Regions from separate parts of the Homo sapiens genome. Here region 2 is linked to region 1. A link is an interaction called in ENCODE POLR2A ChIA-PET data of the cell type or tissue named here. Cell type or tissue: endothelial cell of umbilical vein. All regions are shown on one strand. Each heading gives the region's core, and the rest is flanking DNA. Links, peaks and the distances in the headings are about the cores only. Region 1 holds the start of LOC107986634 (a long non-coding RNA gene). Region 2 holds the start of MROCKI (MARCKS cis regulating lncRNA promoter of cytokines and inflammation).

The links. Peaks named below come from ENCODE experiments on the same cell type or tissue, not always from the same donor. Only the 100,000 strongest peaks of a DNase experiment are listed, where the experiment ranks them.
Region 2: POLR2A ChIA-PET joins it to region 1 with 5 read pairs; 3 of 35 experiments call an interaction of 5 or more read pairs at or near these places.

Annotation. Positions count from the first base shown.
Region 1 is chr6:112,843,512-112,859,566 of GRCh38, reverse strand. It overlaps LOC107986634 (a long non-coding RNA gene), which reads left to right and starts at 12,747. Exons shown (of 6, transcript XR_001744303.1): 1 at 12,747-12,805. RefSeq lists an enhancer at 1-355. In endothelial cell of umbilical vein, for the core only: no CTCF peak of the experiment used is centred there; a DNase peak (open chromatin) is centred at 8,206.
Region 2 is chr6:113,860,295-113,875,305 of GRCh38, reverse strand. It overlaps MARCKS (myristoylated alanine rich protein kinase C substrate), which reads right to left. Exons shown (of 2, transcript NM_002356.7): 2 at 11,831-15,011. The coding sequence ends at 14,727. MROCKI (MARCKS cis regulating lncRNA promoter of cytokines and inflammation) reads left to right here and starts at 1,959. Exons shown (of 3, transcript NR_038863.2): 1 at 1,959-2,312; 2 at 4,572-4,637; 3 at 4,963-7,293. It overlaps LOC124901382 (a long non-coding RNA gene), which reads right to left and starts at 1,901. Exons shown (of 3, transcript XR_007059716.1): 1 at 1,483-1,901. In endothelial cell of umbilical vein, for the core only: no CTCF peak of the experiment used is centred there; no DNase peak of the experiment used is centred there; H3K4me3 peaks cover 1,402 bases; H3K27ac peaks cover 646 bases.

The sequences.
Region 1 (16,055 bases), core at 5,090-13,089:
AAACCATCAATTAATTTCCCTTAACACTCAGGACTCAGCATGGACAAGACTGGGTAATTTCAGGCAAACCTAGAGAGTAGAAAGATAATCACTTCCCACTGAGGGCTTTAAATGTTCACCAGGGCCCTGCTGTGTTTAATGCAGACCCAGTGCCCTGACCAGAGGATGGCTTTTTTGTTCCCATATTATGTTTTAAATCACTCATCTATATGGTTTTTAGTACTATGAACAAAATGAAATTTTCACCTATGAATTCAGGTCTTCTGGAATTTGTGCAAATATGCAATTACAAAAAAGAAAAGTCATTTTTTTTCTATCAACTTGGAATTATTGGCAAAGGATTTTCTAAACCATTATAAAATGTATTTCCAACTAGAAGTCAGCTAACTTGACTCACCTTGAACAGCTCCAGTAACGATCAAACTTTCTTTCTCACCAAGCAGCACATTTCCTGTGGACAAATTTTATAAAGATTGATCCAGTTTGTTTCATTTTAACTTCCATACATTACCCTTCTTTTCTTTTGTTTCTAGCTTCTAGTATCTCATATGGCAGCCTTTTAGAAAATAATATTTGTCATAGTCAACACCCATTAGCACAATGAATCTACTTTTCACAATAAGTATCCCAGTTCTCTTCATGGTACCTCATATTACATGCTTGTTTTATTCTGTCTTGTTCCCTCCTGAAGTGAAGTGCGGCACTCAGAAACGGACCTAGGAATCTGTGAAATCAATGGGCAAATTTGAGATTACATACACTACATTCTGCTTCTTCTTTGTATTTGAAACCTACTCAAAGACTGATCACCTCCTTGGCTAAATAATACCCAGTGGCAGAGAGTCAGGAAAATTACAACAGGAAGATGAGACCATGTTTGACATCTTATCTCTCTAAATCTTCCTTTTTCATGTCCCTCTGGATGCTTCCAGCCCATTAAAATTTTCATTTCTGTGTCCTATTGCAGCAGAAACCCAATCTCCTCTGTAGAATGTGGGTTAGTGTTGAGATAATTAGAAAAGTTAATCTCTCAGGCTTAGCTGGCAATGTTTCTCTGTCAGCATCAACCATAGAGCTGTGCACAAATTAGATGCTGTATACATTGCTTTAAATAAATGTCTTAACTTATGTAAAGTGCACATGTACTCAGAAAGCACTTAAAGGATGGCTAAAGAGGGAATATTCCAATTTGAAAAACACAGAGTTCCAAGCCACCTCTAGGACTGATATGTAGAAAGGACAGACATTTTCTAAACCAGTGCTATTCAAAATGTGGTTGCCTAATAGATATAGCAGCAGCATCTAGAAATTTAGTAGAAATGAAGACCCAAGGCCCCTCTCCAGACCTGAATCACAATCTCAAAGGACGGAACCCAGAATTTTGTACAGAAAAATTTTATGCAAGATACAATTTGAGAAGATGCTTCTCAACCACTGTCCAGTCTCTTTCTCTGTCCCCTTCATGAGGCTCTGGCTTCCTATTGACTTGGCATCAAACATGGTAACCTGAAAGAAGTGTGTGTTATTTTTAGCATTGTGTGTCTATAGTATTCACCATCTTCAATGTTAGCCTTAACTTCCACTTTCTTCTAAAGAACCTTCTCCCCGTTTACTGTTTGTGGTCACATCCCACAATTAATTACCTTCACACACACATTTGCAACATTATTCAAACTTGAATGCCAATTGTATCCTTCTTCATCTGTCAGGAATATATTAATATTTTAAAATAAATCCTAAAAACCCACCTTCTCCTTGACTTTCCTGACATACCTAGAAACCACACCGAGAAACAGATCTATTTTTGTATACCCTCATATCACATCATTCACAAATCTCTTGTGATCACTGCCACATTTTGCCATGTGTAATAAGTGTTCCTAGAAAGCAGAGACGGGGGCAAAATTGTGTATGCTAATAGTTAACCAGATCAGATAATCATAAAGAAGCAGAGGTAAGGAGAAAAGGGAGGAAGATATAGGGAAAGAGAAGAAATTAAACTCAAGAGAGTGAATTCCTGACATGGGTACTGCTTGTTATCAAGTACAACTAATTGGTTTTTCTTGAGGAATCATCCTCATAGAGCCCATATAAATGGTGCATCTCAGGACTCTGTGCAGAGTGCAGAACCGAGAAATAATTATATGCTGGCTGCTGTCTTCCACTGGTCAAAAGTTTGTTCTATGATGTGCTAATGCCCTCTTTCTTCTCAATTGCATTTGAGTCATTCTCTCTGCAGCTTGAAGTTTAGCACTAACAGGAAAGCTCAAGGATGGGAGGTGAAAGGGAGCAGTGAGGACAGTACCCAAGCACTGTCAGGTTCTGTCCATAAGAGATTAGTCTGAGCCCATTCAAAGCTGGCCGACTTCATGGCAATTGGCAATCAAAGGTGGATGAAGGTCCAGAAAGAGGTCATGCTGAGAGGATGTAAAGTGGTACTTAAAGATGTCTGATAGAAATTGTGTGCATCTCTGGCTTATCTGTCCATGGAGACCATTCTTGAGGTTAGACTTGGCATTTCATATTTTCACAGCGTCTAGTGTTTATTTTAAACATCAAAGGTCCTCCCTGAATGTGCTGCAGAAATGCAAGACTACCAGTGGCTTAAAAATGTTTGCTTAATTAATTGCACTGTAATTAATCAATTCTCTCTACATCAGGTATTTACAGCATAGAAACTTACTCTATAAGGCAAGATTCTTTACCTGTATTTTTTCACTGTGTTTCCCAAGAATCTAGAACAATACTTGGTACATAATGGGTATTCAAAAAAATTTGTTGAATGAACGAATCTCATCAAATTCCAAAGAAGAGAAGCACATGGTCTTGAACATACTCATAATTTGAAGAAGCCATTAATATCAATCATTAGAAAAGGTGAAAGGGGCATCTGTGACCTTGTCAGTTTTTCCCAGCTGTAAAACAGGAATAATTATAGGGCAGTGGAATTCACTATTATACAAAATTGGAAGCTTCTAGTTTAATTGTGCAGGACACTTGACCATAATAAGCCTTAGTCTCCTCATAGCCCTTATCTGTTAACTAGATTACATACTGTAGACTAGTTTTTTTTTTTTTTTTTAACAGAAGTTAACATGAGACTCCAGAACAGTACTGGCCATCAACATCCAGCTGTCAGATGTGAGAAGAAAGAGAGTACATGATAACAGGAAGGCTTTACAGGGTATATACCATGTCTGCTATATTTCTCTGGCCAAAACTCGGCCACATGACCACACTTAATAGCAAGGGAGGTTGGCAGATATAGTTTCACTATTTGTCTGGACTGAAAGAAAAAATGCTTAGTGAATAAATAGCTAATTTAAGCCACCAGAATTAAATAGTAGATTTCACATTGGCTTCTTCCTGTCTGTGAAGTTTGTGGGATACATTTTTGCAAAGACATTCCATGCGTTCCATGTAATTTCTGATATAAGGTAATCTACTTGGAGGGAGGTGATAAGGAAGCTCAGAGTAAGTTTTCATTGCATAGGTGTATGTGTCAGGCTATAATATTTAAAGCATATGGAGGTCTTTTTCAGATTTGGACAGAAGTGGGGGAGCACAAAGGAAGTGTGGTTATTCTAGGATCCACTATCAGACTTTCTTTGCAATTAAAAAATCTCCATATGCATGCCAGCTATTTTCATTTTGTGGGCAGTTGGGAGATGACTGCAGTGTCCTGGTACTGCGGCGAACAACCTGAATCCACAAAAGTTAGGGTGATCAATTGATCTGCAGTGCCAGCTTTGGCATATCTCCAGTAACCGCTTTGTTATATTTATAGTACTTTATTTTACAAGTATTGTTAATAACAACAATGGTTCTCACTTAGTACATTAACTGGTAGTGCCACCTAGATTTAATGACAAAATGGCAAATTAATTCATATTACATTTCGTTAAGGAATATGAGATAAATCCATGAATGAAGTGAAATTAAGCTTTTCTGGCTCATCATATTTAATTTTAGAAAGTCATAACTTTATTTTATTCTAGGTGAAATGATTGATAAGTAATTGTTTTTCTGACATACAAAATTTAGATTCAAAAGTACCACATTTTCATTTATTATGTTGTAATTATTTTGTATTAGAAACACCTTTAAATAATTATAGAGGCATTCATAAATCAATGAATGTTATGTACAGAGGGATTGCAAATTTATTATCACTACAGCATCTTACTAACAAAATGCAAATTAAATTAATAATTAAGAGTTTAGTTTTCATATTTAGACTCCCTCAGACAAATATTCTTTTAGTGTTTTGAAATTTTTAGATTATGAATGATGTGTAGAGTAAGTTTTAGACTACCCATTTTCTTAAAGGTAGGTCCCTTGCTTTTTCTATAAAACCCTTCCAAACCTGCCTTGGAAACTCCACTTTTTATACAGTTCACAGATGATTCCTATGATTTATAACTCAGTAACACAAATATCTTTAGAGGCATTGCTCATATGGATGCATATTTTAAACTCTAACCTTATGTTCCTTTCTATGTTTTCTTTTAGAAGGCGGAAGAGGAAAAATTTCAAACAAACATTTTAATAACAATATATTTTTAGGAACCACTCATCTTCTGCTTTTAGGGATTTATTTTTTTCCCTCTTTCACAGACCCCTCCCACCATAACATCTGCTCCCTCCACCTCCCCACTCCAATCAGCTCAACCAGTTATATTAAAATAAAAAGAAATTTATCACTAGATTTCTCTGGGTAGAAGCGAGGTCCCTGCTCCCTTGAGAAATGGAGCACTCTAACTCTACTCATCTTCACTCTTTGGCCACCAAGAATTCCATTGTCTGTTGTGTCAGACGCAAAACACAATCATGGTGATAGGGATCATCTAACGTATGAAAACTTTAACAGAATATATTAAAAATTAAACTATTCTGCCCTCATATCCTCGTCTCATTTACTTCATGTATTTAGTATTACACTTCAATTTTCTAAGTTGCAAAATAAGTACCCAGAGTATGGATGTGTCATATACTTTTCTTTTTTTAAAAAAATTGAGTATTTAATAAGTGTGCAGTCACCAGTAGTTGAATTGAACAGTTGTTAAATTGAGTAAATTTTTTCATGATTGTTTCAGTTTCTGTAAACCCTTTGGTAGCAATTTGTTTTTCCTATTGCAAAACAATACTCTGTATAGACTAAAACTACTTTAGGGTATATATTCTTATACTATTCACATGATGATAAGCTTGACAGATCAGCTGATATTGATTTGTTATAAAGTATTGAAAGAAATTTTCTTCTGTTTAAAAATTAATAAGGTGGTGTACTGGAAATATTTCCTCCAATATTAAAACATTGTTGTAGGCAGCATGAGGACATGAGTTCTTTGTAGCCCCAAATACTTTTACTTTAGAAAAGATGCCTGTGCTATGAAGAATCATCCTTTCAGCACTGCCTGTTAATTCCAATCTCACAGAATTAACATCAAGTACAGATTCTGTTTATATTTCTCTATAGGATTTTATGTGATTGTGAGAAGAAAGATAAAAAATTATTTTGCAAAGCGTGTTTTATTTCAAGTTCTGGATGAAAGTAAATCCAATCATTTTGATTACAAATATTTTCAAATAAATTTGAAATAGAAAACAGTCTAATATTCCTCCATATATGTACAAACAAAAAAGTGTCATGAACTTAGTGTAATAGCTGGAGGTCTTCACTAGAGGAAAGAAATTTTAATTAAAAATAAACTACTTTAATTCGTCTATTATTCACAACTGTTTATAAAACTATTGTGTCCCAGGAACTATACTAGACATAGGAATTATAAAATTTAAAGAGCTAGTCCAACTTTTAAGATTAAGGTGTAAGTAGGAAAAGGAGACACATAAGAAAACAAATTATAGCCCAGTATAACTGCAGGAGTAAAGACATGTCCAGAGCACTTGGAGACAGCATGGAGGACAAGCATATAAGCCTGCCTTGGAGTCAAAGTTTTAAGACTGGAGAAGTGATTATAACTTTCAGAAGGTTTCCAAGTGGACTAGTCCATGCATAGGTGAGAAGGAATATTCTAAGCAAATGGAGCAGCCAGTGTAAAGGTAGGAGGGAGCAAGACATGTTTAAGCAAATAAAGTTAGCTCAATTTTGCTGGGGGCAAAGGGTGGTGGTGGTATGCATTGAGGCTGGAAATGATGTTTGAACAACCTTGCATTTCAAACGACTGCTCCCACTGACATAAGTAATTCTTGCAGAGCTGTGAACATAGATACCTTATAATCACTGTGTGTAAGTGGGTATGCGTGCTTTAAAAATATCAGCTGGGAGGCAGTGCAGAGAATGGGTTGGGGAGTTGTAGGAGTGGAAAGATTATGCACAGGGTGAGTTACATTGAGGCCATTATAGTTATCAAGAGCAGGAGAATAGAGATGTTTAGAAGGTTGAATTGAAAGGGCTTGTTGATTGCACAGATGTGAGTAGAATAGAAAAGCGAGTATGAAATGACCGCTAGGTTCATACATGAGGTTAACAGGGTACATGGTGGTGCTATCACAGAGAGAAATAATGCAGATCTAGAAGCATGTGTGTGTGTGTACCTTTGTTGGAGGGTATGGATACAATATATGACAAAATCTTAAAACATGGTTAAATGGTTTTCAGGATTTCAACTTTTTTTCTACAATGTATATGGTTTTGATAGCTTTTAAGCTCCAAATTAAACACATCCCCTTCACTCCCATACCAGGAAGAGTTCCGTCATTATTTCATCCTGTATCTAGGATAGCCTATATGCCTATCAATTCAGAACCATCTGTGTATGATAAAGCTATCGCTTCCAATCCTGCACGTCTCTCTTGTTTCACCTAACCCTTTCTTGTCAACCATTTTCATCACTGTCATTGCTGTCTTGTCTCTAATCTCTAACTCTTTAAAAGAACACGGCTTCAAATTCCTCTTTCCAAATTTCTCCTGGTTCTCCTTTCATGATAGTCAAATAATATCAGTTAAAAGAACAGAAATATTTTCCCAACTTAGGGCATTTATACTTTCAGCTGATGAAACTCTAACGGGCATCTCTTTTTTTTTTTATCTAAAGCTTTACAGGTTGCCTACTTTCCCTCCTTCCCCTTTTTTGGGTATGAACATATTTCAGGGTTTTATCTTTCCTCTCTGTTCCTCTATCTCTTTATTCACAGAAAAATTTATGAAGTGAGAACTGAATTTAAATTTCTTAATTCAAATTCAGCCTCTGCTGAGCTTAACTTTTGTTCAAATGTTTATCCTGCAAGGCACAATGTTTAATACCTCAGACCCAAGTTTTCTGCTGTATTTAAAAGGGGATAACACATATTTGTAGAGTGTTGAGAGAATTAAAGGAAATGCTGTATATATAAAGCACTTAGTATAGTTCCTGACAAGTGGTAAGTAGGACATATATGTTAGTTTTATTACAAATATTGTTATAAATATTACTAGACACTTCAAGTCAAATAATTAGGAAATTTTCTGGTTGCTACACTTAGGTATAGTTTAGACTGATAATCTTAAGAGAGAGTGCTTTTTCATTTTTCATTTTAAGATTAACATTTGTTTGAGTTTGCTCAAAATAAGTGACATATTATATTTCTTTAAATAGTGAAAACACTTGTAAAAACAAAACTGTAATAGGTTAATTTGAACCAGTTTTCTAATTTCCATGAGTATTTTTATTATGTTTTCATTTCTCATAATCATATGGTCATAGAAAGAACAATCTGAGAGTTAACCAAATTAATAGTACCCATAAAAATTGTTAATTTGATGATGTGCTGATTTTATTATTAATAGTTTTTAATAAAATACTCTCCAATGGATAGTAACACATTGCCTATAATTTTATGAAAATAATGCAATGCTCAGAAAACACACTGGCATTTTCTTTTGATTACAAATCAGTGGGGTACCCTATAACTCAATAAAAAGTTTTGTGGAATTCATGTTTCATATGTTTGGATGTGCAACAAATACAATATTGATTTGTTGCCTACAGCGAATCATAATAACAAATACCAAAGGAAAAATGAAACTACTTGTCTCATTTGTATTTCACTTCTTATATAAAGAAAAATAGCATTTGCATTAAAAAATAGAAAATAAGCATTAGTAATGTGGAATGGAAGTCCTTAAAGATAAGAATATTATAAAGTACAGGCTGTTGGGCTAAAACGTTATCTCTGACTAGAACAAATGGTGTCATGGAAAATTACTGTAGTCTTAAGGAGATTCACATATGAGATAGCTGAACCACTGCCAAGAATATCTAAAGAACATACAGAACAGGAAAATCACCATAAATCTTAATAATGGACAAACAGAAATTTTCACCATAAAATTGAAATAAATACTGTTTTTTTCCTGCAAAGTTGTATTCACAGAATGGTTGTTTAGTTCTTAGAAAACTGCATAAATTTACTAATGTCATATCATTGTCTACTAGTCTTTTATAAAAAAATAAGGCAAAATCTGGTCATCAAGGAAATTCTATCAATATAGTTACATACAATCTCTAAATTTTACCGTGGAATTTATAAAAACTCTTGCTGTAGCCTTATAAATAATAAGAAATAATATATTCTTCGGAATAATTAGATTTTAATAATAATAGTAATCAAAACCGATAATGGGTCAATCAATTTAGTAAATGGAGGCTCTGTCTACAAATTTGTTTTATTCAATAGTTTATTCTTTAAAATTGTCATCAAGGTAATATGTAAATATTTAAGTTCTCATAGTACAAAGTAGTTTATGCTTACAAGCAGTAGTTCCTACCCCATCTCTCCCCACTGCAAACACACTCCCTGGAAGCAATAATCTGTGATTTCAGTGTTTAAATTAATTGCCTCAATTTTCTCTAAATGATTGTTCATAGTACCACTTCTTGATGTTTTAACTTTAGCCATCATTTATTGCTTATTATGCTGTGGCTGTAAAGATTTAGCTTACTTAAAAATCTGCTTCATCCTCACCTCTTCTTAATAAAGTTACAGCACTACTTTACTTTTTATGTCTTTAAAGAATATTCTTTAAACCAAGGATTGACAAACCATGGCCTGTAGGCAAAATCCAGCTTGCTGCCAGTTCTTGTAAATAGAGTTTTATTGAAACACTGCCTTATCCATCTGTTTAGGGTTCTGTATGGATAATTTCATACCACAATGCCTGGCCTGAGTAGTTGCAACAGAAACCGTATCACTTGCGAAGCCTACAGTATTTACTATCTGGCCTTCTAAAGGAAAAATTTTGCTAACCTCTCATTTAAACTTCTGTTTTTTTAAGTTTTTGTTTGTTTTTCAATTTTAGACAGTATATACCATCCCTTTATTGCTAGATAAGTATATCAATACCCATAATCATTTCTTTACTTCTCATACTTCTTCCACGCACCAACTTGCATGAGCCATAGTTTGACTTTTGTATTGTCAAGATTGATGACATTTAAATTCTACTCCATTATTATGACAAAACTTCATAATTCATCTGTGAATTGAACCTAAAAGTTAAAAACCAATACTTTTTTACATTATTATTGTGTGCATAATGCCCCATACATACTTCAGTAAATACATACTTCAATATCTACTTCAATGAGATTTCTACTCTGCCACTCAAGAAAGCATATGCAAATAAATTCTCCTTTGTGACATTCCAATAGCTGGTCAAAGGTATGCCATTTACTTTAAGTATAATCCATGATTGTGGTAGATATTATTCTAAGATGACCCCCAAGATCCTCAGGTCCTGGTGTATAGACTTTGAATAATCCCCAGTACAATGAGGGTGATGGCTGTCAGTTCTGCGATTAGATTATGTTATATGGCACAACTGACATTAAGAAAGGGAAATTATCTGGGTGGACTTGGCTTCATCATGAGCCCCTTACATCTAGATTTTGATTTCAGATACGAAAGAAGCAGAGCAAGAAGTCAGAGACACGTGTTCCTGCTGACCTAGGAAAAAGCAAACAGCTACATTGTGAAGGGCCAGTGAGGAGGGGCATCCTCTAGGGGCTGAGAGCTATCCCCTGCTGACAGCTGACAGCCAATAAGAAAACAGGGACCTCAGTCTTATAAGCACAAATAAACAAATCTAGCTTGGAAAAAAACAAACAACAAAACAAACAAACAAAAAATTTAAATGAGTTTGGAAGGGGATTCTCCCCTATGGCCTTCAAACAAAAACTTAGTTCTACCGACACCTTGATTTTAGCCTTGTGATATCCTGAGCAAAGAACCTACCCTGTTCCAGATGTCCCACCCACAGAACTGTGAGATAATAAATGAATAGTATTTTAAGAAGCAGAGTTTGTGATAATTTGTTACATAGCAATAGATAATTATTCCAACACTCATGAACTGAGTTTGGAGAGTTGAAGAATCCCTGAAGACAGTCAGGATATTTTTCTTTATCCTTTTGAGGTGGTCTTAAGATATGACCACAAACACTTTGATGCTCATCCTACAAAAGGTTGGGTTTAATTTCTCTCCACTTGAATATGGGCTGATGTTCGTGACTTGCTCCTAATGAATTTAATGTAACCTAAGTGATGCTGTGTGACTTTCAAGGTTGGTTAAAAAGTGATAGATGTCAAAAAACAGAAATAGCCAAAATGTCTTTCAGCAGGATAATGGACAAAAAGTACAGATTTATACTTTGGAATGTTGTTTCATGATCAAATCAAATAAGCTATTAATTAATCCATACAACAACATGGATGAATCGTAAGTACATATTCCCAAGTGAAAAAAAAATCAGTCCTGTGAGGCTGCATACCATATGATTGCATTGAAATGATACTCTGGAAAAGGGAAAACCATAGAGATGAAAATCTATCAATGGCACCAGCGCCTTTGGGAAGGGAGAATGTTGACTAAGATGAGTTGAAGAACTGAAGATGTTTTTATGACTAAGGAATGAATCAAAATGATACTGTTTGACCCCTCCTTTTCTCAAAATCCATAGGACTTCAAGGACTAAGAATAAAGCTTAATAGATGAATTTAAAAAAAAATCAACCAGGAATACAGGAGATCCCAGGATAGAATGCAGACTGTGTCAAAATAATCTAACTGTATTACAAACGTGTGATATAATCTCACTGAAAAGGGTGGAGAAAATAAGTATTCAGCTAAATAACTTTGGAAATGACTGAAAACTGGAAGAATAAAGACCAGGAAACTATACATAAGCATTGGATTGTTGCTGCTAAAGTTGTTTGTCATGGGAGTACAGGTTAAGAATTCTGAAATTCTGCACATATATACTAGAATTGAACAATAAGTAAATAGATGGCAGGTGGTAGAAGCCAGGTTTTTTCTGTTGGAGTTAGCAGTTACAGAGAAGCAAGGAGGAAAGGCTGGAATGAAGCATAAGGTACCAGACTAGAATCAGAGATATTTGTAGGGACTTGTGTCTAGCTTAATATAGATATTGATAGATATATAAAAGCAAAATTATATATATGTGTGTATATATATACATATGTATATATAATACACGTGTTAGTATGCATACATATATTTCCTTGCTCCATTTGCTGAGAAAGCCTAAAAGCAATGAGTACTCCAGCGTTCAGACAGTTTCTAACTCCATTCTCCAATAAAAGTAAGCAGGGCTCCTTTGAGAAATGTTTGGTTCTAGAGCTGGGAGGGAAAGTGTACAAGATGAACCTGGAGTATGTTGATGTGCTAAAATTTAGGGTATTGCTCAAAAAACAAAACAATGGCGGTAATTCAAAGGAACACTTTCTAACTGAAAAAATGCTTAATGGTCAAAGCTGAAACAATGTGAGCAACAAAATGAATAAGATATTGAATTATAACCCAAAGTACAAAATAAATATCTGTGAGTCTGTACCACTACGATTGAAAACTAAATGAGAGAGAAGACAGAAATCTTCCATAGAGAAAAATGCCAAATAATTTAGGTAGATACTGCACCCTCAGGGAAGCAGAGCATGAGTTCTTCCTCACATATGGGCTGTGCTTAGTGACTTGTGTCCACATAATATAGTATAGAAAGGAGGGAAATAAAATAACTTTACAACAGAGAAATCTGAAAAACAATACTTTAGTGAGGTGAACAAGGTTAACATCATCAGTGAGAAGATAAGTTCTCTTGCTGTATTATATTGGGAATGGCACTTCACCTCTGTGGTCTTCCTCTCTACACAAACATAACCCTGGTCTTAACATGAGAAAAATATCAGATGAACTCAAGATGAAGGACATTCTGCAAAATACTACCAGTAATCGTCAAAAGATGTTAGAGAAAAAGGAATACAATCTAAATAAATGATGGTGTTTCTTTAATAATAATATATCAATATTGGTTGAGGAGTTATGATGAATATAATGGATTAATTTAAGATGTTAGCAATGGGGTAAATGAATGCAGGGTATGTAGGGACCCCGTACTATCTTTCTAACTTTTCTGTTAATCTTAATTCTAAGACAAAATGTGTATTAGAAAAGAAAAATGGTAGCGTTTCTGTCTGCCTCTTTCTCTCTCTTTCTCTCTCTCTCTCTCTTTCTCTCTGGATATGTACCTTAGGAGGCCTGAGTTAACATGTAAGATGTCTAACTATCCCGAAGCCACTATGCTGGAAGGATCACATGGAGAGACCACATAGAGATACAAAGATGCCTGAGGAAACCCAGCTGTTCAGCACAGATGTTTTTTAGTTTTCCCGTTGCCCAGGCATGCGAGTGAGTGAGCTTTCCAAAGACTTTAACCCCAGCCTTTGAGCTGCCAGAGCTGACATGAAGTAGAACAGAGATGAGCTGAGCTTTGCCCCACCTGCAGATGTGTGAGTAAAATTAATGTTGCTGTTGTTTGAAGCCATGTTTTTTAAAATTTAGTTTTTACACTGACAAACAAAAATTGTATCTATTAGTGCACAACATGATGCACACATGATGTTTTGATATATGTATACATTGTGGAATGGCTACATCAAGCTGTTTCACATATTAATGAAGTCTCGAAATCTTGAAGTGGTCTGCCACACAGCACTAGATAAATGGAACACTCCTGTTTTCTAAGATTTTACAATGATACCTCTAGAAAGCATTTCTTAAGTATTACTCATTTTGTTCAATATTTGTTCAATATTTCAAAGTATTCAATTTTGGCTCAATTTTTTAAAGTATTACTCATTTTGTTCAATATTTGTCAAGCTCTTTTAGTTTAAGCATATCTACCATAGCTCTGGAAATATTCTTGTACTTTTTAAAAATAATTTTATCTCCATTTCATGTATGCTCCCTTCTCAGAAAACTAATTCAGTGCTGAGTGTCTTAAATGAATACCTTGTCATTGTTATCTTTTTCCTATGATTATGTGTTTTAATATATATTTGAGGAATTCCTTTGACTTCATCTTCTAACAATTTTTCAATTACTAATTTTGTAATTAGTAATTATTTCTTTTCCCTTGATCCTTAATTTGGTGAGTAATGCTACTCTTTTATTTTATGAATTTTATATATATATATATATATACACACACACACATACACATCTTTCTAAGAATAAATTGCCCTTCTACTTCTTACATTACTTTTGTTTTCTTTCACATTTTAAAATGATACAATAAAATATTTGCTTGATACCACTCTGTTCATAAATGAGTTTTATTGACAGGTTGCTTTTGCCAAACAGGATACAGAGCTGAGTGTCAGTCACTGTGCTTAAAATTTTCTAAATGCCAGAATATACTAGTTGCCCCATTTCTTGCTAGGCAGCTAAATTTATTCTGAGACTGATTTTCCTTTGGCTGTTTACTTAGTTGTATATATTTGCTTTGGTAGTTAATACCTGGCTTCTGGATTAGAGATGGAGAATTATTACAAACATAGGAACTTAATTATTCTTTCTCTTTCAGACCCACTTTTCACTCCAATCATCTGGGGTCACTTGCATTATTGCCAGGGGCAGCCTAGTTTCCCCTTTACCTGCAGCCCCCTCTGGATTCCATCAACTCATCTGTTTTTCATCTTTCAGAGATATTTTAAGTGTCTGCTGATGTCTCACTTTCTATTATGCTTATGGTTGTAGGATTAGATCATTTTCATTCATTTAACATCATTATAATGGCTATCAATGGATAGGAAATAAAAGTGTTCACTCTTGAATTAGAAGTTGACAACTTTATTACTGATCCAGGAAAGGATATTAATAAGATAAGATTTAAATGTTTATAGTGCATGAAATTGAAAAGGAAAGCTGAAGAGTAAAAGCCAATTGTAAAGGCTAAATTCATTGCCAGGTATTATTATTATTACTGTTATTTTTGTTGCAATTGCTCTCATCATCATCATCATTATTCCAGATACATATTTATTTGCTATAAGACAACCCAACTACTTTTCACTGTGTCCTCTGTTGCCATCCTAGTCTAAGTCACCATTATTTCTCACCTGGATTACTCCAAATGCCTAGTAAATGCTTCCATGCTTTTCCTATTATCCAGTGAAAACATGGTTATCAGAGTAATCTTTTAAAAATAAAAATCAGATCATAAAATGCTCCAATTGGTTTGCCAATCTCTTAGAATAGAACCAAAATCTTGTAATGAGCTATAAGCCTATATAACATACATCCTGCCTACAGTTTGACTTCATCTCATATTTCTCTTCTTTCTTATTTCCTATGCTCCAGACATTTTATCATTTGCTTTAATCACACTAGTTTTGGTTTAATTCCTTCAACTTGCCAAAGCTTGTCCCTAGAGCACCCTTTACATGGATGGCTTTTGCTCACCATTTGTCTCACATCCAGCCCCTTCCCATACCTGAGAGGCCTTCTTGACTACTGTACCTTATTAGAGCCTCCCTCCCAGTTAATCTATGTAAATCTTGATCATTTTTTAGTCTATATCTCTATGGACATTCTAGACATTCTATATTTATATATTTGATTACATGTTTAGCATTCATCTCCCTCAGAAGAATGTAGGTTACCTGAGGAAAGGGATCTTTATTTTCATTGTACAGAACCATGGTCCTGATACCTAATAGGGACTCAGCATAACTGGTTGAATGATAGGTATTGCATCTCTTCTTATGAAAAGTATACAGACTTTGAAAGTTTAAATAACACCCAAGTTCACACATCTGGTTAATGATAGAATTGAAGTCAATCCAAGTATTTAGTTAGGATTTGGAAAGTCCATAATTTTTTTAAAGCATAATGGCTCAATATAAAATACATCTATGTTCAGCTCATTTAACTAAGGCAAGTATTGGTCTCTAAGAGGTGGCCGTCCTCAAAAGGCAGTCAGAGACCCAGGTCCTTTCCATCTGTGGCTCTCCATTCTCATTGCTGTATCTAGCCAACAAAATGGAAAAAAGAGCATGGGATATTTTTGTGAATCAAGTGTGGAAGTGTTACATACACTCACATTCCACTAGCTAGAACTCAGTAATATAATTTATATAACTACATGTAACTGCAGGAAAGTTTGGGTAGTATGGTTATTATGAGTTAAATTGTGCCTTGCAGGCAAAGATTTCATGACGAAAATGCCAAAAGCAATTGCAACAAAAGCAAACATTGACAAATGGGATCTAATTAAACTAAAGAGCTTCTGCACAGCAAAATAAACTATCATCAGAGTGAATAGACAACCTACAGAATGGGAAAAAAATTCTGCAATCTATCCATGTGACAAAGGTCTAATATCCATAGTCTACAAAAACTTAAACAAATTTGCAAGAAAAAAAAAAAACCATTAAAAACTGGACATAAGACATGAACAGACACTTCTCCAAAGAAGACATTTATGTGGCCAAGAAACATGAGAAAAAGCTCTACTTCACTGATCATTAGAGAAATGCAAATCAAAATCACAATGAGATACCATCTCCCACCAGTCAGAAGGGCTATTATTAAAAAGTCAAGAAACAACAGTTGCTGGAGAAGCCGCAGAGAAAAAGTAATGCTTTTACACAGTTGATGGGAATTTAAATTAGTTCAATCATTGTGGAAGACAGTGTGGTGATTCCTGAAAGATCTAGAGACAGAAACACCATTAGATCCAGCAATCCCATTACTGGG
Region 2 (15,011 bases), core at 7,012-15,011, 1.0 Mb before region 1:
TAATAATAAAAATCTTGACATGAGCTTCTTAAAGAAACAGACGTGAGATTTGACTTTAGCATTCAGTAACCAAAGGTATAAGATACCCAAAACAAAGGAAATGTGGTGCTTTCACTGCTTGTTTTTAGTGCTGCCACTTCTCTCCCAAGGAATGTCGCTGCCTTAAACTCTGTTCTGTGGCAGATACTTCCTGCCCCTATACATCACCTTCAGATGTACTATATGATCAAGATCTTTACCATCTGGCCACTCCTCTAGCTCTAGTGTTCCAAATGGCTTACATTTTTAATGGTTCTTTGTGATCTCCCTGATATAGAAATACAGGTATGCAAGGACATGTGCACTCATAAAGAGTCTATCTTCCTTCTTTGCATTCCTGTGTGCTTTAGCCAGAAGAGATGTTTTAGGATGGTGGTACAGTGAGAAATTTATGAAACAAGGGCCACTGGGCCACCAAGATGACTATTTATGGTTAAGTGGAATCCAAAAGGATGATATGGGGTATCTCTTTCTTTACAAGTAGTAGCCACTGCCATTGAACAAATATTTAAATAATACAAACAATTGTTAATAATTATTTAGCTCCTCTTAAATGAGTCACGTGTCCCCTTTCCATGTATAAAAACCGTATTTATACTTTGTGTTTCCCTTGTGCTACTCAAAAGATCACAATAAAAACATTCTCTTGAAAAATTTACTTAGTTTATTTCACTGACTTAAAAAAAATTTTTTTTTACTGCATTTTATGCTAGATTCACACATTTCACATGGTGGTTGAACATATAAGGAAAGATATATTTTTACCACGGCTTGATAACATTTCTTCAAGATGCTATCCTCACAACAGATTATATTTATTCAGAAAATTTGAAGTGATCTATTTGAAATTACCTCTAGTAGTTTGTTAAAATGTAACAGATCCATTTATAGACTTTTAAAAGATGGAATTTTTATAAAGGTACAGTTGTTTGTTTGTTTTTTAGACAAAGTCTTGTTCTGTCACCAGGCTGGAGTGCAATGGCACGATCTTGGCTCACTGTAATCTCCACCTCCTGGGTTCAAGCGATTCTCCTGCTTCAGCCTTCCGAGTAGCTGGGATTACAGGCGTGTGCCACCACACCCAGCTAATTTTTGTAAAGATGGGATTTCACCATGTTGGCCAGGATGGTCTTGATCTCCTGACCCATTGATCCACCCACCTCAGCCTCTCAAAGTGCTGGGATTACAGGCGTGAGCCAACACGCCTGGCCAAAGGTACAGTTATATGTGAGTTATACAATAGATTCCCAATAGGGTAAGACCCTGGGGGAGTAACATCACTAGAATCCGATGTGTCCATCTCAAATAGTTTTTTACTGAATTGATTATGTCTCAATAATATTTTGGAATCTTGATAAAAACTTACTTGGCTAAAGTATACCATTAATATAAATAAACAATATAAATATAATATAAATAATATAAATAAACAATGGTATTTACCATATTACCTTTACCATGTGTATTTGTATCCAAAACACACTCATTTATACCATATCAAGGCATAGCAACTCCAGTTTGTTTGAAGAACATTACTTGATAAACAGCAACGAAGACAGAAGAGTTGATGGAAATTCTGATATTACTACCACCTCCTTTCCCTACTATTGCCCTTGTAAAACACAGAAATAGTTTGTTCATGTGACCAAATTGAAGTCTTCTTTCACTCAGGAATATAGAATATCCAACATGCGTTGTGGTGCTTTAAAGATGGTCAAAATTCTTTGACATTATCTCATCAAGAGGTGGTGTCAATGTCCTTCTTTCCCAGAATCTGGGTGGGCTCAGAGACTGCTTTGACCAATAAAGCATAGTGGAAGTAAAACTGTGCCAGTGTCTCGGGCTCAGGCTGAAAGAGACTGGCAGCTTTCACTTCCTGTCTTTTGAAAGTCTCTTGAACTTCGGACCTGGGGGAAGCCAGCTGCCGAGTGAGAAGTCTGACTATCCGGAGATGGCGGTGAGTATAGAGAATTTCTGCTAGGTCTCCTGTGTTTCAGCCATCCCAGCCCAGGCACCACGACACATTATCAAAGGACTATCTTGGACCTTCTCATCCCAGCAAACATCCAATGGAGAAGAATGAAGACTCCAGGCATATGATCCCACTCTAGCCATCCCAGGAGCCCCCAGCTATCCAAACAACTACAGCTGTGGCCAAAAACATCGTGTATCAGGGACAAACTCTCTGCTTATGGCTGCTCTAATCCTTGACCTACAGAATCATGAAATTTGTGGATACGGTCATGATCTTGATTTTGGCGATGGTTTCACAGGTGTGTACCTATGTATGCTTATCAAAGTGTGCACTTTAAAATGTGCAGTTTATTATATGTCAATTATATATAAAGCTGTTCAAAAATTTAAAAATAATTGTTGTTTTATACGACTGAGTTTTCAGGTGGTTTGTAATATGACAATAGATAACCTGAACATGCACTTCCTATGTTTTATGTTTATTTCTTCCTGATATTTATTAAAATAAAAATATTATTAAAATACAAACTTGGCATATAAAACTTTACTAGGTATATTAAGTACTTTTTTTACAAAATTCAATTTGTTTTTATTAAATGTCTATAATCTAGACTATAGATTATACAGTCTAGATTATAATCTAATCTATTATATAGATATAATAGATTAAATGAGTTGGCTTTAAAAAATCACATTATGGATTATTATTGATAATATTAGTATTGTTTTTTACTGAAGTGAATTTCTTACCAGAACAGATTCTAGGCATTTGCACATTCACTCTTAAGTTTCTAGATCCAAGTCCATTCCCTAGAACATATTAGATATTCAATAGGTGTTTGGTAAAAATATAAATGAAATATGGAATAAAATCTAAACCTTTTCTTTTGTTTTAATATCTTTATCTAGTATATCTTAGTTTAAATGTATTGCAAATGATTTCAGGACACCAGTGTCTACCTGAGCTAGATTGCTCTCAAGTTTTAGTTTAATATTCAACCAAAAACGCACATTATAAAACAATGTACCTTCTTTTACAAAAAGTTTGCATGTGATGGAGCCAGGTCCCTTTGAGTCCAGCACCTAAGTGTCTAATCACTAATTCATCCTCGTGACCCCAACAGGAAATAGCATGACCTCAAGTCTAACTGACAGGAATGAGACCTACAGAAGAACAAAAAAGGAAGAAAAGTTAATAATCTTTTTTCTGTCCATTTTCTTCTTTATTGTAGGTCAGATGTACGTGATGGTTACCATTATAACTACATACTATGAAAGATTAATCAGTGGAAAAAAACAAGTTAAAGACACACAAAAAACTTCAGAGAATCAACTTCTGGTCAAAAAAGCCCTCCTTTAGCCAACTCTAAACCTCATTCAACCAATATTCTCTATAGTCTTAGAAAGCATTCAGAAGACATAATATTTTTTAAGGACTTCAAGCAGCAAATGGCAGAAGTGACAAGAATTGAAAATAGAGGAAAATTTTGTTTTGTTTAAAGAATTCTAATTTTAATAATGGGAAGTATGCATCCATATTTATGCCAGATTCATATATATGAAATATATATATATATATATATATATATATTTCATGTAAATGTACTTTTGCTAATGAAATAGGAATTCAGGACAATAAGAAGGTCTAGAGGAAGCACCCTTTATGAGTAATTGGTTTCAATGTTCGTATTCTTGATCTAAACAATAAAAAATCAAAACTGCATTTTCTCAATGAATATGTTTTTCTCTGTTTTAAGTCTCAAGAAGTTATGGTAGAAATGCTTTACAGAAAATATTTTTCAAGCCCGGCATGGTGGCTCATGCCTGTAATCCCAGCACTTTGGGAGACTGAGGCAGGCAGATCACTTGAGGTCAGGAGTTCAAGACCAGCCTTTCCAACATGGTGAGAACTTGTCTCTACTAAAAATAAAAAAAAAAATTAGCCTGGCATGGTGATGCACACCTGTAATCCCAGCTACTTGGGAGGCCGAGGCACGAGAATCACTTGAACCCAGGAGGTGGAGGTTGCAGTGGGCTGAGATGGCACCACTGCACTACAGCCTGGGTGACAGAGCAAGTAAGACTCTGTCTCAAGGAAAAAAAAATCTTTTTCATATGATAATACTACAGCTAGAAAGCTAGAATTCTTTCTTACTGATTGTTATATTAAGTCCTTCCTGTTCACTAAACATTACTAAGCATGAAAAAAATCTTTGTGCTGTGGTAAGAATGCTGAAAAATGTATAATTCAAATCCAGATATATGAATAACAACTTCTCACTATAGTTTGGAAAATAAACTAGTATTGGTATATTTTTTGTTTGTTTTAAATAAACTCATCACTGGAGTTCTAGTAAATTTTGCTTCTAGACCATGTGAAAATTTTAAATTAGAAGCTATATAGCAACTAATTTTTTAAATTAACATAAAAATTCTCATTTAAAATGTTCTGAAAATTTTTAAACATATGCAGTTGCTGTAATTTAATACATTCCTCTGTCTTCTACTGTCACTTAATACATTTCTCTGTCTTTTCTGTATCCCTTGTTTCCCGGCAGTAACTCATGCTTTCAAAATATCAGGAAGCAAATGAGAAAAGGAAAAAAAGACATTCATTGTATATGGTAAGCCAAGTAATGAACTAGCTAGATAGTACCTCAGACACTGGAGGAAAATGGCATTGTTAACATAATTGTTTTTCCAGTTAATAATTAATATTGTATAATCTGACCTTAATCTATAGGCTTCTTTTTCATTATAATCTCACCAGAAGTCCTTAATTCTATTCAAATGTTACCTATTTTAGATGATCTATTGCCTCATCCAATGGCTCCCAGTTTCTCAAATACACTAAAATAAATAGCTCTAGTTGGTGATTTACTTAGAAAGAAATGTTACCCCGTGGTCACTTAAATCTAACATCCTCAAAAATTCTTTTTTTATATAAAGCTGTGAAGTAATCCTGCCAAAGGACACTTTGGGCTCCGCAGTGAGTATATTTTTTCCTTAAAAATTGCCAATTTCTTGATCTATATTCTATGATAAAAGTTTTAATATTTTGCTAAGTTAATTAGTATTGCCTATTGACCAACATGTTCTATTTAGTGTACTGCTTCACCAAGTGCCAACATATACGTCTCCAGTGACTGCTGATGGCTGAGTCTCCTTATGTTAGTAAATTTCTAAACATTTTTCTTAGTACATGGAGTAACGTGTTATGTTGATCAATGTTTGATGACACTTAAATGTAACTACAATGCAGTAATTCGAAGGTAAGAAAAAGTTGCCATGACTCTCATTTCTTTGAAATTGTGTACAATGAAAGGCTTCTCAGCATGATACCCCAACTAAAATTTAGGCGTATGACAGCACTTATAAGTAAATCCATTTTATTTGAGTAAATATTGAGTTTCATTTACCTTTTAGCAAATTCCGAAGTAGCATCTCCATAAATTTAAACTGATTTTACTTATTGAGTCCTATTACTAACTTTAAAAGACAATCTACTTTGGATCATTTTGAGCATCACATATTGCTTACGTAAAATAAGTTTAAATCTGAGTCAATAATGATACTAAGCAAACAAATAAAATCATTGGTCACTGTATTAAGTCTGTTTTCATGCTGTTGATAAAGACATACCCATGACTGGGCAATTTACAAAAGAAATGTTTAATTGGACTTACAGTTCCACGTGTGGCTGGGGAAGCCTCACAATCATGGTGGAAGGCGAAAGGCACATCTCACATGATAGCAGACAAGGGAAAAGAGCTTGTGCTGGGGAACTCCTTTTTTAAAACCATCAGATCTCGTGACACTTATCTACTATCAGCACGGGAAAGACCTTCCCCCATGATTCAATTACCTTCCACCAGTCCCTCACATAATATATGAGAATTCAAGATGAGATTTGGGTGGGGACACAGCAAAACCATATCAGTCACCTTTGGAGAATACTAGAGAATTAACTAACTATTCTGAAAATCAGTAATTAAAGGGAAAGAAGCAAACATTTTTTCTGTCTTTCCATAAAAAATTGTACTTTGAACAACCAAATGGGTGATAATGAAAGAAAGTTCCTCTTTATAAAAGTAACTGAAGAGGCCAGGCGTGGTGGCTCATGCCTGTAATCCCAGCACTTTGGGAGGCCGTGATGGGCAGATCACTTGAGCCCAGAAGTTTGAGACCAGCCTGTGCAACATATCTAGACCCTGTCTTTAAAAAGAAAGAAAAAATTTAAAACAGTAACTGAGCATCAGCTATTGTGGGCACACTGCCTATGGGTAGCCCTGCTCCACAAGGAGCAGTTAAAAAAAAAAGTAACTCAGTAGATAAATGAGAAAGGAATGATAATTACAATAACAAGATGTGGCAATCCTGATTTAATTAATGAATCTAAGCAAAAAGCAATGGCTTTGAATAGAACACAGAAAAGAAACAACTAAATATTATGTGCCTCCTGGTTGAAATATACACAATTATCTATGATTTCATCTTTTGAACCTGAATCTGATCAAGCCTCTAGATCTATTCATCAATTTATATAAAACACAAGAGACACAGAAAAGACAAAGGAATGTACTAAACTACAGCATGAGGTACAATCAAGCAAAATTCATACCATGGAAACTATAGAACAAACAATTTAGTTTCTTGCAGAAATAAATTGCAAGGGAAAAATAAAGACATGGTTAAAGACACTTCGGAGATATGCTTACCAGATGCAATTTATGGATGTGTATTAGCGTTCTCCAGAGAAACAGAACCAAGAGGATATATATGGGTATATAAGAGGGAATTTGTTATGGAAGCCAGCTCACATGATTATGGAGGGTGAGAAGTTCCACAACATCCCATCTGCAAGCTGTACAACCAAGGAAGCCAATGTTGTAATTCAGTCTGAGTCCGAAGGCCAGAGAAACTGGGGCCATTGGTGTAATCTTGGAGTCTGAAAGCTCAATGAAGTCAGGAGAAGATGGATGTCCCAGCCCCAAGAGGGAGAGAATTTGCCCTTCTCTTTTTATTCTATTGGAACCCTTAACAGATTGGATGATGCCTGTCCATATTGATGAGGGTGGTTCTTCTGTACTCAGTTTACTGCTTCAAATGCTAGTCTCTTCTGAAAATTCTCTCACAGACCCACCCAGAAATGTTTTACCAGCTATCTGGCTATCCCTTAACCCAGTCAAGTTGACACATAAAATTAACCATCACAGAATGTTATTTGGATTCAGATTTTAATCAACAAAGTGTGAAAAAGTAATAAGATTATTGGAGAAATTTGTGTGTTGGCTGGATATTTAATGATGACAAGAAAGTTTTCATTTTTGCAGGTGTGCTAATGGTATTGTGGGTTTTGTTGAGTCTTTATCTTCTAAAAATACTTCCTAAAATAGTTACAGAAGAAAAGATTTATAATCTGAAATTTGCTTCCAAATTATCCAAGAGTCTGGTGTTGGGGTTGGGGACTGAGTGGAAGTACAGACAAGGCAATCTTGGCCATGGGTTCATGCCCAAATTTCTTATTCTTATTATAAGGACACCAATCAGATTAGATCATGGACCACTCTAATGGCCTGATTTTAACTTAATCACCTTTAAAGTTCTCTTTCCAAATACAGTCACATTCTGAGGTACTGGGGGTTAAGGCATTAGTGGGAATTTGCAGGGACATAATTCAGTTCATAACAAGTCCATTCAGAATCTTGCTCTGTTTATTTGTGATATCAATGCCATATAAACTGCTTAAAATGGTTACCTTCAATATTGGCTCAAAAGCTAAACTTTGTAAGCTCCTGGCATTAATCACCATGCTATACTTTGCAAAGTCCACAGCCAAACAATCCTAACCACTCCTTCACTTTCAGACTAATTCTATAGTTCTATTTTCTCCAATATGGTAGTCACACATGAACTAGTAAACACTTGAAATGTGGCTGATCCAAACTGAGATGTGTTGTAAGTATACATTACACTGGATTTCAAAGACTTAGCAAGAAAAAAAGAAAGATATCTCGTTACTAGTTTTTGTATTGATTACATGTTGAAATGATAGTTTGGATATACTAAATTAGATTATTAAAGTTAATTTCAGCTGTTCCTTCTTCCTTAAAAAATATGGCTAGTAAATAACTTTAAAATTATGTGCTCACTTTATATTTCTATTGGATGGCACTTTTCAAAAGTACAGGTACCTGTCATTTGACCTAAGATTCGCTTCAAAGACTTTCTTTGACTTCCAATTTATAACTCTCCCCAATAATCCCTTTCCTTTTTGCACCACACATTTAATAACCTAGGTGCAGAATTCTAGCGCTATATGCAGTCCTTAATTCACATTTCAAACCTGAAGAACATGTGCCTACTTCTCAGGCAGACAACATGTAATGCTAACTGAAAAAATGTCACTGAAATTTGTTATATTTATTGAAATCCTAAGTGATGGATAGTTCTGTTGCCTTTTACCATTTCCAAGGAAAAAGAGAAGCTATAATAATAGCAATTGACAAAGATACTCTCATTTTTCCTTTACCAGTGGTACTAGATATTCTCAGGCTGCCGCAGTGGCTTACACCTGTAATCTCAACACTTTGGGAGGCCAGTGTGGGAGGATCACTTGAGTCCAGGAGTTCAAGACCCCATCTCTACAAAAAAATAAAAAAAATTGGCTGGGTATGGTGGTACACGCCTGTAATCGCAGCTACTTTGGAGGCTGAGGTGGGAGGATCACTTGAGTCTCAGAGGTCGAGGCAGCAGTGAGCCATGATTGCACCACTGCACTCCGGCCTGGGCGATAGAGTGAGACTCTATTTCAAAAATAAATAAATAAATAATGTAAAAAAGATACTCTCATATTTCATTTATAAACAACACTAGAAAAAGTCTTATGCCCCAATTTTACCAAAACACTAGAACTGGGCTTAATACAGATTTCTAGAAATTTTTGCAATACTTACATATTTGCAGCTGCTAAATTTTGTGACAAAGATAAATACTTCATTTTGCTTAAAAGTTGATGCTGAGAGGAGGAATTGTAGTTAGGAGTATTTCAGCATCAGTAATTTTTTACTTTTTCAGGAACATAAAATATGATTAACATCCACTGCTTGTATTTCTTGGCAGGCTCAGTTGTATCTTACCCAGATTTTCATTTTAGTACAATTAATCCATACAGGTTTAATTAGGTAGATTTAAATGCTTATCAAATGAGTATACTTATTTGGCAGCACAACAGTGGCTCGAAACCTACAGGATTAAAAACTTTGCATTTTGGCTTATCATCTATATCCCTGAATGATAGTTTCCACAATCATCAAAGTAATCTTTAAGAATTGCCAAGAAATCAAATAATGAAAATGTCTGTTTTTAAAATAATTTTAAGGCACTGAAATAGGAAAAAAAAGGTTTTTGGAGAGTCAAGTTTTTATCAAGACTCCTTGTAATTAGATCTCTTTTTCACATCCTTAATTTTGATTGTCTCCTGTAAAATTATCCTTATTAAGTCAACATAGAATCTCAGAATAATTATTTTTATAGTTGAAGTATCCTTCCAAACATTTCCTCAAGCAGTACTTTTGCAGCATTTTGGGGTAATTGGATTACCCATTTGGAGGATTGAGATGGAGGAAAAAGGGGAGAGGGAGAGTACCCTGTTACAGAGAAAGCAAAATACTATAGAAGTGGATTGCTGAATATCTTGTTCCTTGAATGCACTTCAACACTGCACATTAGTAAGCATTATAAAGAATCAATGCAAACATTAATTTAGCTTTCTCAACATTACAGTCTGTAAATGAAATTCTTTAGATTTAAATTGATTACTATAAAAGGTTTACTTTTTTTCCCTTCTTGTATTTCCAAGGGCATACTATGCCACTTAGCTGTGTATTTAACTTCATTTAGCCTCTATCAAGGACCTGAAACAAAATGCTTATAAAGAATGCTATTTTGTCTTGGCGCGGTGGCTCACGCCTCTAATCCCAGAATTTTGGGAGGCAGAGGTAGGCCTGCTTAGGCTGGAAGTTCGAGACCAGCCTGGCCAACATGGCAAAACCCCGTCTCTACGTAGAACACAAAAATTAGCTGGGAATGGTGGTGCATGCCTGTAATCCCAGCTATTTGGGAGGCTGAGGCACAAGAATTGCTTGAACCCAGGAGGTTGCAGTGAACTGCACTCCAGCCTGGGCAAGAGTGAGACCCTGTCTCAAAAAAAAAAAAAAAAAAAGCTCCTATTTTGATACTGGATGGTTGTTAACTTTGTAATGTGGAGTTTGAGACCATAATTACCCCAGAATTCTATAAAGAGTTACACAGTTTATTTTTGAACATTCAAATTTCAAGTCTCATAAGCAAAAATTTAAAAAAATGTTTCATTTACATTTTCAACACCAATCTATAAAGAATTTTCTTTCTTAAGAATGAAATACAACTTATATATCTAAATATGGGGCTTCCCTTACAGTGGTCTTGAAAGGTTTATTCATTAATTTAGTTGATGCTTTTAAGATTCAAAGTATTTTTAGAATTTAACAAGAAATGCCTATTATCCAGAAGACAGTTTTTCTAAATGATGCCAAATCCTCATCTTTTGAGAAAAGGTATGGCTTACAGTAAGTCATTATCACTCAAAGTATTAGGCAAGAGATCAAACTATGTATTATCATTTTTTCTTAAATATGAGCCATAACTATAAATAAGGAGTGATTTCCATATGTCTCTGAAAGAGAAATTTCAGAGAACCTTTTGGGTTGAATAAATTCCAGACAAAAAATTGATCTGTTTCACCTACCTACAACTTAAATGAAGAACATATGTAAACAAGTAACACTGAAAAGATTGCTTTTTATAATTCATTAGTGATTGGCATGTTACTAAAGGTAAAATAGAAAAAAAGATAATCTCATCAGTTTTAGTCAACTACACCCAAGTATATCTATTGAATACTTTTAAAATATTGAAAACATATAGGAAATCCTAAAGTTGTTGAAATTGACACCTAATCTTTTAAAAGTATTTATTTTCCATTTTCAGAATAGCATTCTTGAGTATAATTTAAAAAGAGTGCTGGAACTTGAATCCCCAACAGGGGGGACTGGAACATTTACAGATTAAAAGCATTTTAAAATTCCTGTGTGGCACACTCTACTTTCATAGGATGTGGAGAGGGGAAAAAAATGCTCAATATGCAGTGAATGATTAAAGGGAAGTTAAAATCTAATAGATCTCTTACTTACTTTTAAAAATTTTCAAACTTGACTGAGGCTACATTAAACTATACTCCCCTACCAACTGCTAGTCAAGGATCTATCTAAAAAATATGACTGCATGTCCAGGGATGTGTGGTGGCTCATGCCTGTAATCCTAGAACTTTGGGAGGCCGAGGCAGGAGGATCGTTTGAGCCCAGAGTTCAAGACCAGCCTGAGCAACATAGTAAGACACCTGCCTATAAGTAAATAAATAAACATATATATATATATATATATATATATATATATATATATATGGCTGTGAAAAGTACCTTACCCCAAATCCTTAACTTTAATTGAAAAGATATATTGTTTATATTCATATGATAAAAAAATTGCATTGTTTCTCAAATATGTTATCAAGTTCTATCGTTAAAATTTTTAATTGGCTTGGGGGCATACAACTCACCTTCAATGGATATAATTTTATTTGTTAAATATAATGCCAAGCATATCATTTAAATCTCTTAAACTGAATGCTTACCTTTAACACTTAAGATTTAAAAATTTTCTCTAAAAATATTTGCATTTTAAAATAAAATTTGTAAAAAAAAATCCTATTTTAGCAGGCTTGATTATATCAACTGGTAAAACTTTATTTTACAAGCAATAGGAATTGGATCAAATGATTATTATAACCCAGAGGAAGTATTTTGTAACCACAGCAAATGCCATTATACATACTGCCAATACAGATTTAATAGACAATACTGAACTGTACAAGAGTTATTTATTTTTCCTTAATCTCAAAGCTATTTTTAGTAATACAAAAAAGCCATATTAACATTTTTTTCCGTTAGAAAACATGATGTACAAAACTTTGGATGAAAAGATACGTCAAATTTCATTTAATCACTTGGAGGAAAATCCACCAACTCCATCAATACCACCCAAAGTGTTTTAGGCAGTGAATAAAATCAAAATAATGCATCTTAATAAATTCCAGCTGTTAAAAGAACAAACTTAGCAATATATAACAGTTTGCTAACAGGATTTTTGACTATTCACTTTGGGAGTTATTTTTAAAAATCCACTTTTTTACTGAGTCTTACTACATACCAGGCACTGTACTTGGCCATCTAGGTAACTAAGAAAACGTTGGTTAAGATAGGAAAGACCCATAAATCAGTCCTTTGGTTACCAAATTCAATTTTTAACTTTCAAACATCCTCCAAGATCAAGAAACCCTAACTAAAAATACATACCCTTCTAAGTGTTATTTGATTTTATTAGTAGCAAGGGTGTTTGGTAAGGTCATGAACCACTATTTTTGATCCATTATTCCAATTAAGAATGCGTGTCAAAACCTAATTTGTTATTTTTCTAATGAGTTTAAGATTTGGCATTCAGTTGTTACACATGTGGTTCAATGATTTATCATGAACCCTAAACTGCACACTGCTCAAAAACAGCAAAACAGATGTGCATTAAATGAAATAATGTTTTTGATACATATCTTAAATTTCAATCAGTTTAGGGTCCTTTGAAGGAAAAGATATCCAGTTATCGGGTGGCAAAGAGCAGAGGAGGTAAACTAGTAAAGATTATTAAGATTCAGTGAAGTATTATTGTCTGTCTTATCCTTTGAGTAACAAGATGCTAACACACTTTCAAAAAAAAAAAAAAAAAAGGATGCTTAAAACTATGCTAAAGGCCCATGAACTGACATCATCCATTCAACACCATTACTTTGTTACATAAACCTGTTTTCTTAAGGTAGAACATATTATGCAATAATTTGGAAATTAGCCAAGCACTAAGCAATTACAATAGCAGGTAATACACCATCAATTTTTGAAACACATTTGGTCACATTTCATGACCCATCTGCAGTATGGATTCTATAGACTCTCACTCAGTTTAAAATTTGTTTCTGGACCTGAATGACAAGAGAATGGCTTTATGAAATTTTCTCATAAGACATTTAAATAGTCTTAGGTTCACACCCCTTTTGTTGTAAATGATTTAATCTGACATGCTATATAGCTACAATAAAAATAATTATGTTCAATTCTTAAATGAAAACTAAATGCCAATAAATGGTAACAGATTTGACATGGAAATGTTGTAAGATCTTCCTCTACGTAATCTGACACTGCGGATTATGAATTTCAGAGCTTGAAAACTTCAGATTAAGAACCACAATAAAATTTACTCCTGATGGCATGCAAGATCTTCCTAAAAATTAACCTAAGACCTAGAAGTCTCAGTATTATTAGAACATAAAAAAACACAACAAATTTGTACATTTTATTCACATTTATTTTTCGCTTTTAGTGTGCTCACAGAAAATTAGAACACCTTAAGCAGGAGTTTAATAGCAATTTTTGTAAGCAAAGTTACATTCCATCTCTAAGTCAAATTGGTCAAAGCTTCTCCAGTATTTACAAAACATGATAGACAAGATGCTACACAAAACCATTGCATCTGAAGATTTTTTTTCCTTTATTCTCAAAGACGACTGGAAAAGAAAGCATTATCTGCTGTAATCAAAAACATACCACAGTATAAACAGTAACCATTCCACTTATCACAGCTTGGTTGAGTTTAAAATTTGTGTTTTAAAAGGTCCAAGATGACTGCAGTTTTACAAAAATGGGCAGGGTGGAAAGTTGCAAACTTCATGTGCTTCTGGATATCAAGATTTGTTTTTATACAATAGTCACAGTTAAAAACACCCTGCTGGTAATACATAATTACACTTTATTAAGGTCATAAACCAGCAATAAACAATAAAGCCTATACAACTTGTAGTTCTACTTAATCACTGACTGGTACAGCTAACATGAGATAAGTGAAAAGTTCCTATGGTTTAAATGAACTCCTAAGACTATGATCGTTTTTTTTTTTTTAAATCTGGGTATTGGTGTTTTTTCTTTTTTCCTCTTTCCTTCTTAACTCAAGACTTGTAGTGTTGTAAACCTGCCTCACAAAATACATGGTAATAACTTTTCTTTTAAAAAAAAAAAAAAGACAGCCTTTACACCATTTCTAGTGGCACACTATTTTGGCAATGTTATGCACCACTTCAATTTCCCCATTGTGACCCCATCACTTCATTTGATATCCCTTTTTGACCCACCCATCTCCTTCATATATGGGCATGTCCATAGATTGACAAAGAAAGTTTACACTTTTGAATAAAGATGCAAAGTATGCAAAAACATTAATACTGATGCGAAAAAATAAAAAATAAAAGAGAAACAAGGCAGAGGAAGAAGGTGTTTAAGCTCTCCTCGACCTGTTGGAATGGTGGTTAACAGAATGATTTGAGATGGGATCTGTGGGGAGGGGAGAAAAAAAAAAAACAACAAAATTTGGTGCTTAAAAAAAAGTAAAATAAAAAAAGACATCTTTAAAATCAATCCCTGGTTGTAGACAAGTTCTCCAAAACCAGTACCTGGCACCACTCCAACAAACAAACGGGGGAGAAAAGTTCTTCGATTATCTCACAAAAGCTTGCTCTTTTACTCTGCCGCCTCCGCTGGGGGGGCTTCTGGACTGCACTCGGGCTGGGCCTCCTGTGAGGGGGCTGCGCAGGCTGACGAGGCTGCGGCGGCCGCGGGCTCCTCCGCGGGGGCTGCCTCCTGCTCCGGGGGCGCGCCGGGCCCGGCGGCGGAGGGGGCCTCGCAGGCGGCGGCGCTGGCCCCGGCCTCCTCGGCCTTTTTCTCCTCCACCTTGCTGGGCTCCTCGGCGGCCTTGGTCTCGTCGCTGGCGGGCGGCTTCTCTGGCGCGACAGCGGCCTCCTGGGG